Linked DNA regions of Homo sapiens: regions 1, 2 and 4 are each linked to region 3. Evidence: chromatin loops called from intact Hi-C (ENCODE). Cell type or tissue: mammary epithelial cell. All regions are shown on one strand. Each heading gives the region's core, and the rest is flanking DNA. Links, peaks and the distances in the headings are about the cores only.

Region 1 (5,605 bases), core at 1,018-5,017, 270 kb after region 3:
CAGAGTTGGAGAATAGAGGAGGTTCAGAGTTGGAAGAAATGGGAGTAGGTGATGGCAACACCGAGTTGTCAGAGTGAGCTGAGGCAACATCCTCTACTTCTAGCTCACTGATGAAAATATCCAGGATAGCGGGTCTGGGGTCCAGTGCCATGGGTCACGCCTCTAATCCTAGTACTTGGTGGTAGGCCGAGGTGGGTGGATCACCTGAGGTCAGGAGTTCAAGACCAGCCTGACCAACATGGTGAAACCCCCGTCTTTACTAAAAATACAAAAAACTAGCAGGGCGTGGTGGCCTGTAATCGTAGCTACTCCAGAGGCTGAGGCAGGAGAATCCCTTGAACCCAGGAGGCAGAGGTTGCAGGGAGCTGAGATCATGTCATTGCACTCCAGCCTGGGTGACAAGAGCAAATCTCCGTCTCAAAAAAAAAAAAATTCCAGGGTAATCTGAGATCTTGGTATTTAGAGACATTTGGTTGGGATGAGGGGTCTTGGTAGATTTGATTCTGTTATCATTTGGAACCTTCCAAAGTAGAGGATGACGCATTTGTTTTTGAGCTACTTTCTAGAAACCAGAATTTACTGTCAGAGAATATAGGATTTTCGGTTTTAAAACTTTGAACTTAAAATGATTGCAACAGTATTTTAGTGATATTCTAAAAAATATTTAAAAATAAAAGTTTAAAAAAGTCGTCAGCAGATTAAAAAAACTCCAAGGAGAGTAATATTTAAATGAGTAACATTTTTGTTTTCCTCTGAATGTTGTTAAAACAGACAAGGTACTATTAAATGGGGGGGGGGGGAATGAACGTATTTATGGGCTTTTCCCTTTTTTACCCTTTGTTTACTTGTCTGTAGATTAAAGTAGGTACTTTAATCTTTTGTATCTCTGGGCTCTGTTTCTTGTAGTGGGTATGCTTTTTTTTTTTTTTTTTTTTTTGAGACGGAGTCTTGCTCCGTCACCAGGCTGGAGTGCAGTGACACGATCTCAGCTCACTGCAACCCACGCCTCCCGGATTCAGGCAATTCTCCTGCCCCAGCCTCCCAAGTAGCTGGGATTACAGGCACGTGCCACCATGCCTGGCTAATTTTTTGTATTTTAGTAGAGATAGGGTTTCACCATGTTGGCCAGGATGGTCTCGATCTCCTGACCTCATGATTGCCTGCCTTGGCCTCCCAAAGTGCTGGGATTACAGGCATGAGCGACTGCACCCAGCCTGTAGTGGGTATGTTTTTTAATTTGTTGCTTCTCTACTTGGTTTGTTCCCTTTTTTGTGTCAGATATGCTGGTGAATCTAGCTGCCTCATTTTATCTAGCCTCATTTGCCTTTCTTGCGTTTTCTTCCAGATGATTCATGTGTATTTTGCTAGTAGATATATCGGTTGGTTGGCTCCTTTGTTCTGACAAATCAACATAGAAGTGACTTGTTACAAGTGAGAACTGGTAATGACAGGAACCATAACAGCATGCTAATGGTCTTTGATAAATATGGTGAATGCACATGGTAGAATTTAAAGGTCTTGGTTTGAAGCCCTCCCAAGAGTAGTTGCAACTTTGAGGTTGGGTTTAGGAATAACTTCTGCAACCTTTAGCTTCACTCCTGGGAGAAACTTTGGATACATTTTACCTGCCTCTCTTGAGCTTCAGTTCCCATATTTGCAAAATGCCATGACTTATCTCTTAAGAATTTAGTTAGAATAAAACAGATACCGTAAGTTAAAAGAATACTTGGTTGTGCTCCAGCGTGTGTCTGTATCCGGAATAGGCTCATATGTAATTGGTAAATACGAGAATTATGTCAGTACAACAAGGAGATTGCTCTGGTTCATACGTGATTTTCCCCAGCATATTCATGTTTTGCATCAGGTAACAATAGTCGAGCTCAAAGTACACTAAGAGCTGAATGAAACAAGCCATGGTGGCCACTTGTGAATTCTTCCTGTTGGCCTAGTTTGGCCATGTTTTTAGTCTTTGAAGTTTTTGGAGGGGGTTGTTGTGCGATTCTCCCCCATCTCTTCACAGCCCCAAGTATCTTTTTTTTTTTTTTTTTTTTTTTTGAGACGTAGTTTCGCTCTTGTTGCCCAGGCTGGAGTGCAATGGCGTGATCTTGGCTCACTGCAATTGCCACCTCCCGGCTTCAAGCAATTCTCTTGCCTCCGCCTCCCGAGTAGGTGGGATTACAGGCACCCGCCACCACACCCGGCTAATTTTTGTATTTTTAGTAGAACGGGGTTTCACCGTGTTAGCCAGGATGGTCTCGATCTCCTGATCTCAGGTGATCCACCAGCCTCGGCCTCCCAAAGTGCTGGGGTTACAGGCGTGAACCACTGCGCCTGACTGATAATCAGGTTATAAAAGAAAAGAAACCACAGCAGTTCCATGGGTGAAGAATATTTATACCCTACCCAGTTTGATCCTGGAACCTTTTCCACAACTTGTCTTAAAATATGGTCCCATCTCCTTTATTTTTCCAATAGATCGCTGGATTCCTGTATAATTAGGGCTTCTCCATGTTGGTCAAGCTGGTCTCGAACTCCTGACCTCAGGTGATCCGCCTGCCTGGGCATCCCAAAGTGCTGGAATTACCTGCTTAGTGTGCTTCCTTCACCTGAAAGTTGTATCTTTATTAGGAACTTAATATTAAACATTTTTATTTGTATTTTTATTCACATTGCCTTTGTTAATATTTTGGTTACAAAGTGGCATAGGGATGGTCTTCCTTTTTTTTTCTCATAAAGTGCTTGTTACTTTTAGCATGTGACTGTGTAAAGTCAAGTTTTCCGGGAATGCTTATATTGTTTTATAGAGTGCACAGAAGAAACATTTATACTTATTTTTAAAATCTGGTACTATATTAGATGCCCAGTAAATGTCATTTTCTTCTCTTTCCCCTTCCTTTAAGGGTTTTTGATCACACTCAGTATAAAGTTCAAACATCTTAGCCTATGAGGGTCCCTCCTCCCCAAACTCTGCTGTGCGATCTGGCCCCTGGCCACCTCACAAACCTTATCTTGTTTCACCTTGTTCACCGTGCCCAGCCATTCCAGCTCCACACCCACTGAACAAGCTTATTCCTGTCTCAGCGTCTTAATTACTTTGTTCTTTGCCTCATACTCTGCCCTGAGATTGTTATATAGCTGATTCTTTTATGTCATTCCCTCTCAGTTCCAATGCCAACACCTCAGAGAGGTTACACTGAAATTACTGCCCACCCGCGGCAGTTTTCAGCCATCAGACCCTTATTCTCCACGTTGCAGTTTTGTCTCTCTGAAGTAACTTTGATCATTGTTTTTTTTTTTAAACGTCCCTCCAGAATTTAAACTGCATGAGAACAGGGAGGGGCTCTATTTTATGTGTCATTCTGTCTGCAGCTACCTAGAACAGGACCTAGCAGGTTCGTAATAAATAGTTGAGTGGATTGTTGTCTTAGGTATGTTTTCATGATTAGCTGGTAGTCTTAAATTGGTTCATCCTTATAATTAGAGTACTGGAAATAATTTATTAAAAGGTTAGCATTTAGGGGAGGGTCAGAAGAGGTTTTACTAAATGTTGAAATTTGGAAGCCCAGGGACATATGTGAGTGCCATACTTAAAGATGGCAATCGAGTCAAATAATAGAAAAAACGGGTAAATGGATAATTGATGGACCAATCTGAAAATGTGCTTTGTACTGATGATAATCATAAATGAGAAGTTAATGTTTTATTTTTATTTTTATTTTTTTTGAGATGGAGTCTTGCTCTGTCGCCTAGGCTGGAGTGCAGTGGCGCAATCTCGGTTCACTGCAACCTCTGCCTCCTGGGTTCGAGTGATTCTCCTTCTTCAGCCTCCTGAGTAGCTGGGATAACGGGCGCACGCCACCACACCCGGTTAATTTTTGTATTTTTAGTAGAGATGGGGTTTCACCGTGTTGGTCAGGCTGGTCTCGGACTCCTGACCTCGTGATCCGCCTGCTTTGGACTCCCAAAGTGCATGGGTCAGAACTCCTTTAGTTATATGATAGAAACTTCATGCAAACTTTTGGCTTAAGTTAAAAAGGGTATTCATTGGCATTGGCATATGGAATCCAAAAGTGGACTGATTGATTGGGAAGAGCATTGAGTCAGCTGGGATTTAGGAGCAACCGGAACCAGACCCATTTGGATGCTACCAGTAATCTCTGTCAACAGCCCTGCTATTTTCCTTTTTCAAAAAATTGAGATGGCTTCCCTTTGTTGCCCAAGCTGGAGTAAAGTGGTGCGATCACTGCCTCCTGCAGCCTTGACCTCCTGGGCTCAAGGAATCCTCCCACCTCAGCCTCGTCAGTAGCTGGGACTACAGACGTGCCCCACCATAGCCAGCTAATTTTTAAATTTCTTTTTTGAGACAGAGTTTTTCTTCTGCCCAGGCTGGAGTGCAGTGGCGCAATCTTGGCTCACTGCAACCTCTGCCTCCCGTGTTCAAGTGACTTTGCTGCCTCAGCCTCCTGAATAGGTGGGATTACAGGCATGCGCCATCACGCCTGGCTAATTTTTTGTGTTTTTAATAGAGATGAGGGTTTCTCCATGTTGGCCGGGCTGGTCTCGAACTCCTGACCTCAGGTGATTCACCTGCCTTGGCCTCCCAAAGTGCTGGGATTACAGGTGTGAGCCAGCTTGCCCAGCCATAATCAAACATTTAAATAATATTAGCATTTAAGAAAATTAACCAGTGGCTCACACATGTATTCCCAGTACTTTGGGAGGCCGAGGTGGGTGGATCATCTGAGGTCAGGAGTTCGAGACCAGCCTGGCCAACATGGTGAAATTCCGTCTCTATTAAAAATACAAAAATTAGCCAGGCATGGTGGCGCAAGCCTGTAATCGCAGCTACTCGGGAGGCTGAGGCAGGAGAATCGCTTGAGCCCAGGGGGCGGAGGTGTTGCAGTGAGCCGAGATCGCACCACTGCATTCCAGCCTGGGCGACAGAGCCAGACTCCATCTCAAAAACAAAAAACAAGAAAATTAACAAGTTACATATTCTGAACAACTTATTATTTTATTGATTTTTATTTATTTTACTTTTTAAATTTTCCCCCAGATATCAGTGCTGCAAATTTATTTATTTGTTTATTTTAATTAATTTTTTTTTTTTTTTAGAGACAGAGTCTCGCTCTGTTGCCCAGGCTGGAGTGCAGTGGCGCTATGTGGGCTCACTGCAAGCTCTGTCTCCTGGGTTCACCCGCCATTCTCCTGCCTCAGCCTCCTGAGTAGCTGGGACTACAGGCGCCCACCACCACGCCCGGCTAATTTTTGTATTTTTAGTAGAGATGGGGTTTCACCGTGTTAGTCAGGATGGTCTCGATCTCCTGACCTCGAGATCCGCACGCCTCGGCCTCCCAAAGTGCTAGGATTACAGGCATGAGCCACCGCGCCTGGCCTGAATAACTTATTATTTTAATGCTTCATTAGGTCACCAAAATAAGTAAATGGGTTGCCATGTAGAATAAGCCTTTTGTGACTTAAGATATTTGTTTCTGGATTTCAGTTGCTTCATCCTTAACACGTTATGTTGAATCTCTGAGAGGTTTTTTCTGGACCTAATGTTCTTTAACCCTATGATTGCATATATAATTTAAAAAATTAAGTG
Region 2 (5,605 bases), core at 1,048-5,047, 150 kb before region 3:
TTAAATCTTGCTTTATTGTGTTGTTTATTCAAACTCAGTATTTTAGAAACGTATTCACTTGAGACAGAAATATAAGCAGCCTGGATGTCGGGGGGTTTGTTACAGGAGCACTGCCTGCCAGGAGGTGTGGAATCGTGAAGGGTGGTAGGTAGAGTAGGCACGGGGTGGTATGTAAGTTTGTGCAGGAAGGAAATAAAGAAGAGTATAGGCTTTGCCCAAATGTATGGTGTTTCTGAAGCCTTCCTAATGTCTAACCTATGAGGGCACACGCACGTGGAGCATCCCTGGACCCCCAACCCCACCCTTCCTTCCTCTTGCTCCATTCTTTCCCACACCCTTTCCACTTCTGCCCTTTGCTTGTATCACAGCTTCACTTGTCAAGGTTCTTATATGAAGATCTATTGTGTCATTTTAAAGATTTGTAAGGGCCCACATTGCTAAAACATAAAACGAACAAGAACTGACTTGTGTGCATAGAATAGGTCTCTTTCCTCAGAAAAGGAAGTGGCTTGGGAAAAAAAAATCCACAGGGTAGTTTCCAATATCACTACATTCTGGAAGTCGAGCTAGAGGAAGTAAGTTGGATGCTTACTTAATAGCCCTCACCAACAATGGTTTCTGGGACCAAAATGAATAGCACTTTTTGTTTTATTTTGCTTCTACCTTACTTTATACTAATTATATGAAGTGGGTTTTTCAATGTACTCTCTGCTTTTACATTCTGTCATCAGCTCACTTCCTCCCTCCCCTCTGCTTCCACCAGTTGGGGAAAAGTCTCTCATACATGATTATTGGCAAAGTGTTCCCACAAGTCATTAATTGAATCCTATTTCCCACAATAGCCATAGTACAAATTATTTTACATATCCAATTGCAAAATAGATGGCCCTGAATTTGTTTTTAAGACACTCATGTTATACAACTCAACTAGTATGGATGGAAGAAATCTAGTCTTTAGCATTATATATTGGTGTCCTAGTTCGTCAGGATCAAATTGATAAATATGAGAAAATTAAGCTAGGCGCTAAGTTTCGTGAGGGTATGGACCATTTCTCGCCACCCACCCCAATGCCTAACACAGTCCTGGCATGTGGATGGCATCAATAACATTTGAACTAAAATGTAATCGAATTGAATAGAAGTTTAATGATATCGCCAAGCTTAATTAGGCTGCAGCACTGTAAAAAAAAAAAAAAACTGGATCCTAAATAGACTAGTAGGTTCAGAAAACCCTGTCTGGTGGGTATCCGTCTGCACAGCATAAACAGACTGCTGCATTGACTGGAGAGAAAATAGGGAGGTAGGAATTTGCCTATGCAAAGCCAAGAAGCTGGCACTTTCCACCATTGGGTATGCAACCTGGTGAAATTTGGCAGTCAGTCTTAGCCAAAGGGGAAAGAAGCCACTCTGTCTTTAAGGACAGGCTTTCTGGAGAGACCTGCTTTCAAAAATCTCAAGGCCGTGACAAGTCACCACAAATCCGTCCTTTGCTAAACTGACTCTAAAGTGAAGCAACTGACTCCCTTCTGTGTTCCAAAAGCTTTTACATATTCAAGAGTCTTTTTCATACAGTAGCTCCAGAAAGACCTTTTTGAGTTTTTTTTTTCTTTTTTTCCATTTTAAACATCTTTTGTCTGGCAAATAAAGTCATCCTTCATCATTTTAATGTGTAAAACATTTCCAGCCAAAATGTGATTGAACTGTGCCAGATCAAAGGTTATAATGCAATTTGTCCAAGTCAGTAGGAAAATAGAATGTTAAGCATGAGAAACATTCTGAGACAGCAGGGGTGAAATGTAGTCCCCTCTCCACTGTGAACAGGGTAAGAGAAGATGAAAACCCAGGAAAAACAATTCAGCAAAAAAACAAGAACATTCAAAAGCCCAGAAGAGAATTCTGAAGTGCGGAGAAGACCTGGAGAATGTCATATTAACGATGAGTGGCAACTGAAAAAAAAGAAGAAAACCTTTCAGGAAGTAGAGGATACACGAAGTCAACAGGAAATGAACTGTGGGTTATTTAAGGTTATCTGAGAGCTAAATGTGCCCTAAGTGTGACCCAGTAAAGGAGGAAAGGTCTCTATAGAGATGCTAAGAGGTTGTCTGCTGGATGCATTACAGTGGGTATTAGACTTCTGGTTGTTTTTTTTTTAATCAATATGTGATCCAAGAATCACATCAAAGAAGGCCTCTCCTCCAAGCCCCATAAGCCAAACATAGGCTGCCTACGTTTGAAAGACCTGTACATACACAGATCCCATCCCTCAACTGCCTCCGTGTGTTTTTAATGGACTCTTCACAAGCCTAAACTGGCTATGTTCCAGCCATGAAGCATGAGGCTGGAGAACAGCTTTTTTGTCTTCACCAGCCAAGCATTCACTTCCTGTGAAGCCAGATAGATAATGAGAGGGAAACAAAACCGCGTTGCAGGGTCATCAGTTCAGCCTTGCCGCTTCTAAACAGAAATATATGTAGTGAATCAAAAAAGGCTTGTCTGAATGTGCCTTGGTCGAAGCACTGAGAGTCTACCTAGAGCATTCAGCAATGTCTGGAGCATTTCTGGAAGCCATCCACAGGAAACTGAAGCCACCGCATTGATTTCATAAGGATTCATTCTCCCCAGGCTGCTGGGTTTAAAATGGGCTGAGTGAGCCAGAGTACAAATTCAAATTTGCTTAGGCAATACCGAATCCTGCTAGATTGTAACCCTCTGCTGCCAAACTTCTGGAAAACTGCTTAAATTATGGCCATAATGTCTCTTGTCAGAAAACAAATGGATAAAGTCTTCTCCCACTTCCTGGGAAGAAACCAGTAAGCTGGGATAGCTTGGAGCACACTGGAACATTGCAAACCACAAATGTCTAAATTACCCAGCCAGGTGAGTCCATCCAGTTCTGGTCTGAAATGTGCCCTGAAGCAATACAGACATGCAGAACAGAGTTGCCCTGGCATAGTCAGCAGCGTGGAAAGCTGTGTGATTAAAGCCAAGGGATGTGCATGGGAGTTGTATGAGTGAGCAGAAGGAGGTATAGCTTTTGATACAATCTTCCTCCTTTGGGATGGAACACTTACACCTCTGGTTTTCATTTGCAAAGAGAAAAAAAAAGCAAAAGAATAAACAACAGAAAATATGACTTTGGATGCTTCTTTCAACATCTGAGTAAACCTTTAAGGAGATTCCAGGCAATAGAACTTGGCACTGTGCTTCACAAGTTGGTGTAAAATAACTGGTGCCAAATGCTAAAAGGGAATATCCTTATGACTCTGCATGAAAACTCTGGCAAAGCCCACTCCCTTGCAAAAGGGTCTTCCATGATGCTTTTGCCACAGAAATCCAGTATAATTCCACAGCACTGGGGTCTGGCACCTTTTCCTGGCATGACTCCTTGCTGTACGTATATGTGTATATCCAAGCATCTATGCTTAATGAGCATGCACTCAAATTCTATCTGGCTCGCCTAGTTAACAAGGTTTGGGCAGTCAGGAATATGTTGGGGCAATCACAGCATGGTTTTAAGATAAAAGGAAGGTGTTCTCTTCCTGGAAAGACTCCAGCAGTCCACAACCTAGACAAAGCCACGTCTGAGTCAGAGCCTGTGACCTGTGAATGTGACCAGTTCCCCAGAGTTTCTGGAAGACTTCACTGTAGTCTCCTTCAGCAAGTGAATTGCTCCCAGTCCCACCTCAAGCAAGTTGACACTGAACAGCAAATCTGCCCTATATTCAGCTGAAAATTCATGTTGGTTTGAAAGCCAAGAGGAGGGGATAAAACCTCTTGATGAAGCTAATAGGAGGGGTTTACATAAAGATGCAAATACAGTTGAGAATAATCTCCAAATTGGAGGTGGGGTTATGATTGGTCCTCATCTCTAGAGATATAGACAAAATCATTGCTACTTTAATTATTCATCGACATAACACAGGGATCAGTCACTACGGTTTAATAAGAGAAATTGTATTCTAGCGCCACTGACCTCAAGGAGCTTACAACAGTCATCATAAGCAATACTTGTAGAGGTGTTTGACATTTCACAAAATGCTTGTTGCATGTATCAGTGCAGAGATATGTAAGAGAAACATAAACTAAATGAGAATAAAAGAGTCATTATAAACTGGTGTATAATAATACATCAAATGACTAGTACTAAGAGTCATCACTGGGATATCAGAGGAGAAAATGGCTGCTTCAACCAACCAAAGGATGATTGGGAATGGAAAGTTTATGAGATGGGAGATTTGAAAGAGGAAAAACATTCTTACCAGAGAAGATAAACATCTTTTTTTTCTGTCAGATAACAAACTATATTTTGAACCTTTCTATGTTGTAGGCACTGTGCCAGGTGCTGGATTTATAACCACAAAAACAGAGGGGCAGAATGTCTGCATTTCCAGTGGGCAAGACAGACAATGTGTAAGTAAACAAGTAAATAAACAAGAGAATCAGATAATGCAATAAGTGCCGTGAAGGAAATAAATAGTGATGTGACAGGTCTTTTTTTTTTTTTTTTTAGTTCTCTATTGTGCACGTAGCAAGTGCTCAGTTAGTTCAATCTTATTAAACATGTGGTAGCACAAAACTGCATAATATTTCAAAATAAAAGCTCCAATGACAATTTCACCAACTCCTCTGCAGTTGGAAATCCACCAAGTGTAAATTAACTTTGGCCTGCTGGTTACCCTCAAAACAGCAATTGCATGCCTCCTTCACTCAGTGTTCTGGGCCAAACATACAATCAAAGTAGAACAAAATAATGAGGGCAGAAGAGTCAAATGATGTATGAAAATGAATAAAATATTGTTATAATATTCAGAGGCAAATTTATGATTTATATAGAAAATTTCTAATATATTCGCTAGTCATGACTTTGAAAAGGCAGAAAATGATGTGAGGAAGGCAACCAAAGATTGTCTTCCTGAAAACAGAATGCAACTTCTTCAAAGGTGAAAATCATAGTCATAGAATTGGATACACAGTGCCAAGAAAACAACTTGATTGCTCCCTTGTCACTAATTGGTTAAATAAAACAATTTTATTTCCGTTGTATGATTGCAGTCTTAGTCTGAGGCACACTGTTCCACGTTTAGTCTGATGTTTGACCCCTGTGAAAGAAGCAGAAATTTGTCAACTGAGGCAAGATGTGTTAACAGGGATAACAGTGTGAAAAATATTAAAGTGCCTTCTCTCCAGGCTTAGTGAGACTTTCTCCTGCACCAGTGGTGGGGAGAGTGTTACAAAGGGAAAGCAAAGAGAAAAAACAAAATAATATTCAGCTTCTGATATTCAAATAACATTTTTCAGCAAATAGGCGCGAAAGCAGGCTATGTCAAGAACTAGAGAGAGCATATTCTATAATTTTGCAGAATATCAAAAAGCAAGCCTAAGGAACTCACATCATATTGTATCTTCTATAGTCAGAAAATATACTCCTTTGATCTATTGATAACTAGGCCCTGAGCCTAGTATGATATAGAAGCAGAAAAATCCTAAAGCCCTTTCTTACTGTCCTTCAACATACCAGGAGGGCTGTCTGCTCACTTGCTGGCTAAATGAAAGCAATGCAGCAGAGAACTCCAAGGAAGCCCTAAGGTATCACTGTGGAATAAAA
Region 3 (5,605 bases), core at 515-4,514:
CTGGTCTCAAACTCCTGACCTCGGGTGATCCATCTGCCTCGGCCTCCCAAAGTGCTGGCATTACAGGCGTGAGCCACCATGCCTGACCCCAGTGAACATTTCTATTTGCCTGTAAGCATCCGTTGTTTTTCCAAAAATAAAATTGCACCAGGTGATTGTATCAATATGTATTTAACTTGCATCCTGTTGGGCCATGAGACTTTAAAAGATGGTACAGGCCAGGCGCAGTGGCTCACACCTGTAATCTCGGCACTTTGGGAGGCCAAGGCAGGAGGATCGCTTGAAACCAGGAGTTTGAGACCAAGCAACATAGCGAAACCCCATCTCTACAAAAAATACAAAAATTAGCCTGGCTTGGTGGCACATGTCTGTGGCCCCAGCTACATGGGAGGTTGAGACTGGACGATCATTTGAGCCCAGGAGGTCAGGGCTGCACTGAGCCATGATGGTGCCACTGCACTCCAACCTCAGTGACAGAGTGCAACCCTTACTTCAAAATAAATCAATAAATAGCCCAGGCTCTGCAGTCAAACTGGGTCTGAATACAAGTTCTGCCATTATTGGTCTAGGAAACTGAGGCTGGTTATTCTCTGTCTCTGGGCCTCCAATTTTATCTGTATATAAAAATGAGAATGATGCTAGCACTTCCTTCAAAGGGTTATTGTGAGAAGTAAATGAGACAGTGCATGAAAAATCCTTAGTGTCACACTTGGCCCATCATAACCACTCAATAGATGTTGACTGTTTTATTATTTATAATAAATTCATCTTTAGCTAATACCATTATGCAAGAAGATAAAAGGAAACCCTTCCATTTCCTGAACAGGGGTGAGACCTGACCTGCAATTTTGCTCATAGTTATGCAATTTCCCCACCCATCTCTTTTCTTTGCAGACACAGGGTTCATAGCCACAGCAGGTGACGGTGCAGGGCCCTGAGCTCTGATCTTGCGTAACAGAAATAGAGTCTGCTCTTGACCTGGTCACCCAGAACCACAGCATTGAGAAAGAAAACTTAGACATCCAGCTATGTCCAACTGCCACATTGAGTCAAAAGGAAACTGAGGCCTTGAGAAAGGAGATTTGCCTGAGGAAAGGGCTCAACCACAGTCTCCCAACCCATTTGCCTTTGTTCATTGCTTGGGTGCCACTGCAAGTCTGGCCCTGTTTACAGCACATTGCAGCTTTCTACAGGAATTCATCCCATTAACTTCACTTCTCAGCCCTGAAGCCTTCCTCGGTCTCCTTGCTCCTGTGCTTCTGTGGTGAGGTCACCTTTTCTGGAAATCCCTGTGATTTCTTTCCACAAGCCCTCAGCTATGCATGTGGCAATGAGGTCAGCTGAAACTAATGATGACGTGTTACGTAGAAATAAGTAAAATCTTAGATTGAGCTCAGACAAAACCACATTAAAATCTCAAATGTCATTTTCTTACACTTCAAAAATAAAATGTCAGGACCATAAGGCTCTTCTCTATTCTCTTCTCCTTTGTCTTTCAGTTGCTTTTTGTATCTGAGTGTATTTAATTGTGCATTTCTTTCCTCTGGCACTAGAAGGACCCAAATTTTTCTAATAGATCATTTCGCGGTAGTTACAATCTGACCTAAAACAGGAAATACTCAGTAGTTCACAGTAAGGAAATCTATTCTCAAGAAGAAACTCGTAACCTATCAAGGGGTTTTATTGAAGCATGAATAAGCATTTGAATTTCAGTTTATCTACAAATCTATCACTACTGTTAACCAAAACAAAACAAGTTTTCAGTAAAAATTGTCACCTGAAGTAATCTTTATAAAAGCTTGAAAAATGGACTGGCCTCAGCCCAGTTGACCAGCTTTACTCCATAGGTGTTTGTAGCTTTGCTTGTACACGTAGTGTGTTAAAGTAATACGCTTTAGGCTCTGTCCATTTTTGACAGAAGGACCCCAAACTATGTGAATATAAATTTTTTTAGTAGTTTAAAGAAAACTAGCTTCAGAAGTTCTCAATATCCTGCATCCACTAACTCAAATTATCTTAGTTGGGTGTTGCCAAGTAGAAAGAAATGAATAAAAATGATGCACAATTAACCCAGCTTTACTATAAAAATGCCTCAAAAACGGCACAGTTCTCTTGAATAGTTCTCTTGAAGAGGCTCACGGTACACTACAGCTCAATCTGAAGCGCATTTCCACAAGTATCAAATTAGTGTTCATTAAGGTAATAAGATGTTTACTGGGTTGACTTTTGTTCTTTTTATAACAGTGTTGGGTTTGTAGGAAAATCTTATTTCTCATACTCACTCTTAGGAAGACTCATTCCTTTTTTTCCTCTCCACGTGCCCCATATTTTTTATTATGCAGACTCATCTACCTATTACCATTCTCAACTCATAGCCAGGGGAAAGAAGCTCTGCCCTGCACATTATACATAAAATCAATACATATTTACCACACAACCACTGTGTACCCAATAGAATACAAGTTGCTATGAAAATGGAAAATACCTGTACTTGACTCTGGGACTTACCATCTACATATTTCCTTGTGACCCAGGTGAGTACAGCCCGAGTGATGAGCTCAGTGCAAAGCAGGGGAGGAGGCCTGCCTAAGAACAACAGTGGGCTCTTTGCCAGGCTTTTCTGCCTTTCCGGGAGCTGGAGCAGGTCAGGGCAGGTCCTCACTTTGAGGAGCCAGATTCCAAGTCTTTTACATGAGCACCTCCTGATAGTGGCTACCGTTCACTGCCCTCTTGCTTTGGGCCAAGCTGAGACATTCAATTTTTGCCACAATCTTATCATGTAGGTATTATGATTCCCATTTTACAGATGTGGAAACTGTAGCACAGATGGGTTACATTGTTAAAGGTTAAATAGCTTTAAAAAGTGGCAAACTCAGAATCTGAACTCAGGACTGACTCCAATACCAAACTTCTCAATCAGATTCTAGTCACCTGCTTTGCCGGTGTCCTTACTTGAACATCCAACCTCATCCAGGCCTGCAAAATCCTTCCCATCCATTAACAACAGACTTAATATAAAGAAACAGAAAGCAAAAGCTTTAAGCCAGAATGTAAACCTTAGTTATAGCCATCAACAACTTCTCTTTTACTATTATTATTGCACTAAGCTATACAACATGAAATGTTGTTGCCCAGAGTTGTACTAAAGATATATTGACTAAATATAAAACTAGCCCATTAACTTTTAAGAATTTTCTTCTCCAAATTCTGTACAGAATGTGCAAATTAATTAAGCCCTAGTGCTATAAACTTGAGAAAATCAGTCTTAACCAGCTGAGGAGCCACTATGTCATCTGGTAGTCAGAAATGACCAAATAATTAAGCATATTTCTGATATAAAAAAAGCACAGAAACATTTTATTATAAAATAACAGTACTTTTATCCAAATGACCGAATAAAGGTTGCTGCCTGATTCTCAATATTTTTAAACTGTGTATTAGGTCTGGAATTGATATTAGGTTTCCCAAGTCCGTCAGTTCCTCCACTACTGACTTAGCTGGTGATCTAATGTCAGGGAAAACACTTGTTTGTCTGATTTTTAAATGGATTATTCCTAGAAGATAATAATAATAGCAATAATGCTATTGCTATTATTTGGTCACAAAGAGGATGATTTTGTTGTCCAACAAACCTAGGTTTATACGTGAGCTGTATGATGTAGTAGCAAATGTTTTAACTTCTCCAAACCTCACCTGTAAAATGGGGGTAATAAGGACTCTTCAGAGAGTCTTTGCAAAACCCATTTAGGGTAGTGCACATGGTACATCATCCAGCCCACAGTGAAGGCTATTCAATAAAGGGTAGCTAATATTATACAGTGTTTATGGAAAAGAGAAAAAACGGTAGTAGGGGTTTTAAAGTTCGGGTTCCTTAGAAGGACAATGATTGACTTGGGATTCTCATCTTTGATTTTTTTTTCAGAGGCACTCGCATTCAGTATTTCATCCATCATAACCCCATGCCCGTGTTGTAGGCCATTCACACATATGGTTCCGGCTCTGGTACGCCAATGGGGATGGATGGCTCAATAGGAATTGCCGTGTTTTTATGTTTTAAGTGCTATTTATCCCTGAGGCTTTCAGCATGTCGCTCTATTTCAAAAACAAGTGGTTCACGTGTCTTGAAAACGATGTGCTGAGGATCACTGTCAGAGATTCCGTTTATTCACAAAAAGGTCATTAACTTGGAGAGAACCTTATTTTTACTCCAGGCTGGTGTGAATAAAGTCTGGCTGCTTAATGGTGCTTACTGCCAAGCTGTCCTGAGGTCAGCGATCCTTTCACAGTTCATTCATGAGACTGACGGACATTATTGTGATATGTTGCATAAGAAAACCCTCTCAGTTCCCTAAATACATTATATTAATGTAGTGCCATAGGACATGGAAACCGAAACACTGAGGAAAAAAAATGTTTTGTTATTCCTTCAGGAAAGACTTGTGAGTTGGCTTTTTGGTCTCTCGATTGCTATTATCAAGGCCCCTTCCTGCTTTACAGTCCAGAGTCTGCCCAAGCTAATTGCTGCACTGAATAACAACTCACTGAGGAACTCGCCAGCCTGGGCAATAAGGAGTCGTGGCTTCTCTACCCTGGGCTGTGCCACTGCTCATTGTGTGACCTATACAAGCTACCTAAGCACTCTCAGACTCTATTTTCCTATCCAAAAAACAACAACAATGTCATCTTTAAGATACTATACCCCAGCTCTACAGCCCTATAATTCTCCTTCTATCCTTTTCATAAATACCTCTTTGTTATGTATTTTGTTTCTCTAGTGATGACTAGTATAGAATAAATAATTGCTACCTAGAAGATGTAATTAAGTTTATATATTATTTTCTACAACTAATATGCAATGGATTTTAATTTTATTCATAATTACTAACTTCAGGCTTAAAAAAATCTGTGTACTAAGTGGGAATATTGCACCATTTTTATAGCCTCTTCTTCTCATGTCAATAAAATAACATAATAAAACCCCACCCACACAGATGATAAGCCTCCCTCTATCACCAGGAAGCATAATTAGCAAATTAAAGCATTGGACTCACATTTATACTTATAATCCCAAGGTTTTGTTTTATTCAAGTAAAGCCTGTGGCCTAAATCACTGTGATTATAATATGGTACTAAGTAAATAAAAGTCTGTCTGCCTTTCACAATTATGTTTTAATTTCCCATTTTACATTTTCCAACATGCAAACTAGGTTTTGTTTACATTTTGATCTGATTTACTAAAGAACTTTCTCCCATAGAATCTTCTGAAAATAGAAGTGCAAGCATACATATAACACATGGATTTTTGCCCCCTATAAACATTAGCTTGTGTCTAGTCTTTGCTGGTAGCACACACATAGAAATACCAGTGTAGCCAGGCACAGTGGTTCACGCCCATAATCCCATCACTTTGGGAGGCTGAGGTAGGCGGGTCACGAGGTCAGGAGATGGAGACCATCCTGGCCAACATGGTGAAACCCCGTCTCTACCAAAAATACAAAAATTAGCTGGGTGTGGTGGCAGGTGCCGGTAATCCCAGCTACTCAGGAGGCTGAGGCAGGAGAATCACTTGAACCCGGGAGGCAGAGGTTGCAGTGAGCCGAGATCA
Region 4 (5,605 bases), core at 544-4,543, 150 kb after region 3:
GGGAGCTATAAAATGACAATTTTAAAAATATACATTTAAAAAGGAAGAAGATTTACAGGAAAATAAGCATATGAAAGATGCTCCACATCATATGTCATCAGGGAAATACAAATTAAAACAACAATGAGATACGCACTTATTACAATGAACAAAACCTGGAAGGCTGAAAACACCAAATACTGCCAAGGATGTGGAGCAAGAGGACTCTCATTCACTGCTGGTGGAAATGCAAATTGGTACAGCCACTTTGGAAGACAGTTTGCAGTTTCCAACAAAACTAAACATATTCTTACCATACACTCCAGCTGTCATGCTCTTTGGTAGTTACCCAAATGAACTGAAAATTTATGTCCACACAAGAACTTGGCTCACTGCAACCTCTGCCTCCCAGGTTCAAGCGATTCTCCTGCCTCAGACTCCCAAGTAGCATCACCATCTTGGCCAGGCTGGTCTCGAACTCCTGACCTATGGTGATCTGCCTGCCTTGGCCTCCCAAAGTGCTGGGATTACAGGTGTGAGCCACTAAGCCCTGCCAAGATGTCTTTCAGTAGGTGAATAGATAAACAAACTCTGGTACATCTAGACAATGGAACATTAAGTAGCTCTAACCAGAAATGAGCTATCAAGCATGAGAAGATATGGAGGAAACTTAAATGCATATTACTAAGTGAAAAACACCATCTGAAAAGGCTATGTATTGTATGATTCCAACTATATGACATTCTGAGAAAGGCAAAACTATGGAGACAATAAAAAGGTTAGTGGTTGTCAGGTCTTGGGGATTAGGGGGAGGATAAACAGGCATAGCACAGAGAATTTTTAGGGCAGTGAAAATAATCTGTATAATTCAATAATGTTCAATAATTCAAGGCATGTCATGCATTTCTCCAATCCCATAGAATGTACAACACCCTCATATGCAACTGTGAACTTTGGGTAACAACAGTGTGTCAATGCAGGTCCGTCGACGGGAACTACTGTTCCACTATGGTAGGGGATGTTGATAATGGACGAGGCTATGCATGTGTATGGGAAGGGAGTATATGGAAAATCTCTGTACCTTTCTCTCAATTTTGCTGTGAGCTTAAAAATGCTCTGGCCGGGCGTGGTGGCTCACACCTGTAATCCCAGCACTTTGGGAGGCCGAGGCTGATGGATAAACTGAGGTAGGGAGTTTGAGACCAGCCTGACCAACACAGAGAAACCCTGTCTCTACTAAAAGTACAAAATTAGCCAAGCGTGGTGGTGCATGCCTGTAATCCCAGCTACTCAGGAGGCTGAGGCAGGGGAATCGCTTGAACCCGGGAGGCAGAGGTTGCAGTGAGCTAAGATCGTGCCATTGCACACCAGCCTGGGCAACAAGAGCAAAACTCCATCTCAGAAAAAAAAAAAAAAGTAAAAGGACATGATTAGAGAAAATTGAAACAGCCCAAGTCACCAAATTCCTAAAGAAGTGATATCTGGTTCTATAGTTGCCTATCAGTGTGTTAATGTGTAGGTGTGGAGGCCTGGCTACACCCAACACCTACCTGGGAACCAAACAATTCCTACCAACTAATTCCTCCTTTTAATTCCTAGAGTTGTTGCTTTTCTTTCCCACACCTTTATTTACTCTCCCTCCCTCCTGGAGGAGGAGTTGAGACATCTGCAGATACACCTTCCTGGGAAGGTAACCGGCTAGGTCGTGGGAGTTTGAAGTCCAGCCCAAGCCCTCATCCTTATCTCATTGTCAATTGTCTTATAAGGAAATAGTCCAGGCACAACAATGTCTCCTCTTCCTCCAGGTCATGAGTTATTTCCTTATAGACCTTTTCTAACCAGTCTTACCCTTAAAAAAGGAGCTGAAGAACAAACCTGTGCCATTCTTGATGTGAGATGGGGAAGATTTGGAGGTACTGACCTGTGGAGTTTCCATTAATATGTAGCCGTGCACAGTGGCTCACGCCTGTAATGCCAGTACTTTGGGAGGCCGAGGTGAGTGGATCACCTGAGGTCAGGAGTTCGAGACCAGCCTGGCCAACATGGTGAAACCCCGTCTCTACTAAACACAAAAAATTAGCCGGGCATGGTGGCTCATGCCTGTAATCCCAGCTACTTTGGAGGCTGAGGCAGGAAAATCACTTGAACCCCAGAGGTGGAGGTTGCAGTGAGCTGAGATTGAGCCATTGTACTCCAGCCTGGGTGACAGAGTGAGACCCCATCTCAAAGAAAGAAAAAACAAAGTAATTACTCTCCTCATATAGTTGAGCATAAATTCAGCTAGCATGGACTTGGGGTTCTGCTGACAGGCCTCCATAATATATGCACAATATGTCCATCCAGAATGCATAAATATGGAGTGCATACCTATAGAATTACCTGCCTAACACGTCTTTTCTAAGAATGTATTTCTTCCCCACCCCGACTCTCACAACTCCCACTCAGGTACATTTTTACCACAGGAGTCACTTTACACATACCTTAGGGCCCTGTTCCCCGGTCATTGTTCATTCACCCACAGGTTAGCACTGGACTTAAGCTGGGCCACAGTCCTGCTTTGTGGCTCATAGCCTAGGGATGACGAGCAAGCTGAACTAATCTCTCTTCACTGGCTCCACATTTATTAATAGATATGAACTCACATGCTCCTGGCAAGCATGTCCTCCACTAAGAGAAGAAAGCCACTCTGAAATGAGAGAGTGAAGCCAACATTCAGAGGGGAACATGAGATGAGAAGAATCCTGACAACCTTCTAGTGTCTGGCTTTCAGCATTCAGAACCCAGCTGCATCTCTGCTCTTCCTGTGTCTTGATTATTCAATTATTCCTAGAATTCTATTTAAAAAACAAAAAACAGATCAAAAGAAAATACTGGAATCGGTTGGGTGCCATGGCTCGTGCCTGTAATCCCAGCACTTTGGGAGGCCAAGGCGGGCAGATCACCTGAGGTCAGTAGTTCCAGACCAGCCTGACCAACATGGAGAAACCCCATCTCTAGTAAAAATACAAAATTAGCTGGACGTGGTGGCAGGCGCCTGTAATCCCAGGTACTAGGGAGGCTGAGGCAGGAGAATCGCTTGAATCCGGGAGGCGGAGGTTGCAGTGAGCCAAGATAGCGCCATTGCACTCCAGCCTGGGCAACAAGAGCGAAACTCCGTCTCAAAGAGAAAAAAAAAAGAAAATACTAGAATCCTTCCAATCAGTTGCCCTTCTTACATAAGGTAGTTTATGTTGGGTTTCTAACATCTACAACAAAAAGTTCCTAAAAATTATAGAATGTGACGCTCTTCAGTGCTCAGATTGTGTACTAATGAGACATCACCTGATTCCTGGGAGAAGGAAGTGAGATAATGAACGCAGGATTGCTTTGTCACCTATACAACATGATTCATCGACGATCCTTCTGAAGCCCTTACATTCAACTGACTGAAAATAAAAATTTCTGCTTAAAGACCAAAGGGTTTGCCATGCTTTATAATTTTCTTACTTTTTCATACTTTCTGTAATATCACTTTTTTTGAAATCTTGAGAGTTACCCAGTCTCCTTTAGATTAATAGAAACTTGACTACAGAATCAATGCATGTTATATAGGCACAAGAATACCATTTGTAGAATAGCCTACTGTGGCACTTTCCCACCCCTAATGCCTGGACTCTGAGGGATCTGTGAAGTGGGCAAGACATTCTAGGGTTATTTTTAGCATTTTAAAATCTCTAGCTGGCCGCAGTGGCTCACGCCTGTAATCCTGGCACTTTGGGAGGCCGAGGTGGGTGGATCACAAGGTCAGTAGTTCAAGACCAGCCTGGCTGACATGGTGAAACCCCGTCTCTACTAAAAATACAAAAAATTAGCTGGCCGTGGTGGCAGTCACCTGTAATCCCAGCTACTCGGGAGGCTGAGACAGAGAACTGCTTGAACCCTGGAGGTGGAGGTTGCAGTGAGCCGAGATCGCGCCATTGCACTCCAGCCTGGGCGACAAAGCAAGACTCCATCTCAAAAACAAACAAACAAACAAAAAAACTCTAACGACAATTGTACTTGCACCATATATCTATTTACACAAGTTAACCGTAACATCATATTTCTTTGCTTTGTGCTAAAATTAGATCAATTCAGTCTTCCAGCTGACTAGCTCATGTTGCCCAAGTTCTAATTGGCTGTTGATGATACCCCTGGCATTGCTCTGGTGAAACTTGTGGATCAGACTGTTATCAGGTGGTAATATCCAAACAATACCCATAGTAGAATTGACCTGCAGGGAAGCACAGGGGTGAACAGCTGAAATTAAGGAACCTGTGGCAGTGAATATTGCCTATCCATTGCTATGTTTACATATCTCTGTGAATGAGATAAATATGTTTCTATTTGCTAGGAAAAGATGTTCAAAACATGAGAAAAAAGGGGAGAACAGGCTGGGTACAGTGGCTCATGCCTGTAATCCCAGCACTTTGGGAGGCCGAGGGGGGCCAGATCACGAGGTCAGGAATTCGAGACCAACCTGGCCAACATGGTGAAACCCCGTCTCTATTAAAAATACAAAAATTAACCAGGCGTGGTGGCATGCGCCTGTAATCCTAGCTACTGGGGAGGCTGAGGCAGGAAAATTGCTTGAACCCAGGAGGTGGAGGTTGCAGTGAGCCGAGACCACACCACTGCATTCCAGTCTGGGCGACAGAGCAAGACTTCATCTCAAAAACAATAAGAAAGGTTGTGGGGGAATACAACAAAAGGGGCCTTGGGTGAGGAATGGTAACTTCTGGTCTATGATACTATCTAGGATGGTGGCTCCCTTGGTGTGTTCCCTAGAATACTAATTCTGGGGTATTACAATTGAGTTACAAAAAGAAGAGTTATATGTTTTTTAAAGGGATACACTCACTATGCTTGGGCAACACTGAGCCAGACAAATTTGTTTGTTTTGTTGTATGATTTCTTAGAGCCTTTAACACCTTTGTACTTTGCGAATCTCCAAGAGGAAGTTAAAGTGTCTCCCAGACTTATCTGACCATAGAACCCTTCTTGTTTGCAGCATTTAATGAGAGTATTCCATGAAATAGACTTTGGGAAAAGCTGATCTAAAAAATGCTCATTGAGTGCTTCCTATTTTTAGGACCTGGCTCACATAGACATTGTCAAACAGAGGTGGCTCTGTCAGTTGGCAGAGTCACTTCACCTACCACCTAAAGAGCTCTTCCACCTCCCATCAAACCGCCTTCATTTCCGTCATTAAAATGTCATGTCGGCCAGGTGTGGTGGCTCATGCCTGTAATCCCAGCGCTTTGGTAGGCCGAGGAGAGTGGATCACCTGAGGTCAGGAGTTCGAGACCAGCCTGGCCAACATGATGAAACCCCGTCTCTACTAAAAATACAAAACTTAGCCAGGCATGGTGGTGTGCCTATAATCCCAGCTACTCGGGAGGCTGAGGTAGGAGAATTGCTTGAACCCGTGAGGCAGAGGCTGCAGTGAGCTGAGATTACACCATTGCACTCCAGCCTAGCCAACAGAGCGAGACACCATCTCAGAAAAAAATAAATAAATAAATAATAAATAAATAAAGTGCCACATCTTTGGTTTTTTGCTAATACTTTTGCTAATCTAGTGCCCAATATAGGTACTTCTCAGAAG

The links. A loop is a pair of places that touch in the nucleus more often than their neighbours do. Peaks named below come from ENCODE experiments on the same cell type or tissue, not always from the same donor. Only the 100,000 strongest peaks of a DNase experiment are listed, where the experiment ranks them.
Region 1: it touches region 3 in a loop (3-fold over the local background); 2 of 110 quality-filtered maps call a loop at or near these places.
Region 2: a loop joins it to region 3, with 10 times the contacts of the local background. A loop is called at or near these places in 7 of 110 quality-filtered maps.
Region 4: a loop joins it to region 3, with 4 times the contacts of the local background. A loop is called at or near these places in 2 of 110 quality-filtered maps.

The regions. Positions count from the first base shown.
Region 1 is chr3:177,175,568-177,181,172 of GRCh38, reverse strand. The region is part of intron 1 of TBL1XR1 (TBL1X/Y related 1); the gene reads left to right. Among named protein-coding and RNA genes, the nearest start is that of TBL1XR1, 19 kb to the left of the region's middle. In mammary epithelial cell, for the core only: no CTCF peak of the experiment used is centred there; DNase peaks (open chromatin) are centred at 3,112 and 3,232; H3K4me3 peaks cover 213 bases; H3K27ac peaks cover 1,625 bases.
Region 2 is chr3:177,594,424-177,600,028 of GRCh38, reverse strand. All of the region lies in intron 2 of LINC00578 (long intergenic non-protein coding RNA 578), which reads right to left. Among named protein-coding and RNA genes, the nearest start is that of LINC00578, 160 kb to the right of the region's middle. In mammary epithelial cell, for the core only: no CTCF peak of the experiment used is centred there; DNase peaks (open chromatin) are centred at 2,398, 2,898, 3,568 and 4,008; H3K27ac peaks cover 3,465 bases.
Region 3 is chr3:177,445,165-177,450,769 of GRCh38, reverse strand. All of the region lies in intron 1 of LINC00578 (long intergenic non-protein coding RNA 578), which reads right to left. Among named protein-coding and RNA genes, the nearest start is that of LINC00578, 6.0 kb to the right of the region's middle. In mammary epithelial cell, for the core only: a CTCF peak has its summit at 2,695; DNase peaks (open chromatin) are centred at 1,139 and 2,589; H3K27ac peaks cover 2,857 bases.
Region 4 is chr3:177,291,352-177,296,956 of GRCh38, reverse strand. It overlaps LINC00501 (long intergenic non-protein coding RNA 501), which reads right to left and starts at 2,515. Exons shown (of 2, transcript NR_047465.1): 1 at 2,460-2,515. It also overlaps the pseudogene ASS1P7. RefSeq lists an enhancer at 2,086-3,285. In mammary epithelial cell, for the core only: no CTCF peak of the experiment used is centred there; DNase peaks (open chromatin) are centred at 1,656 and 2,496; H3K27ac peaks cover 2,609 bases.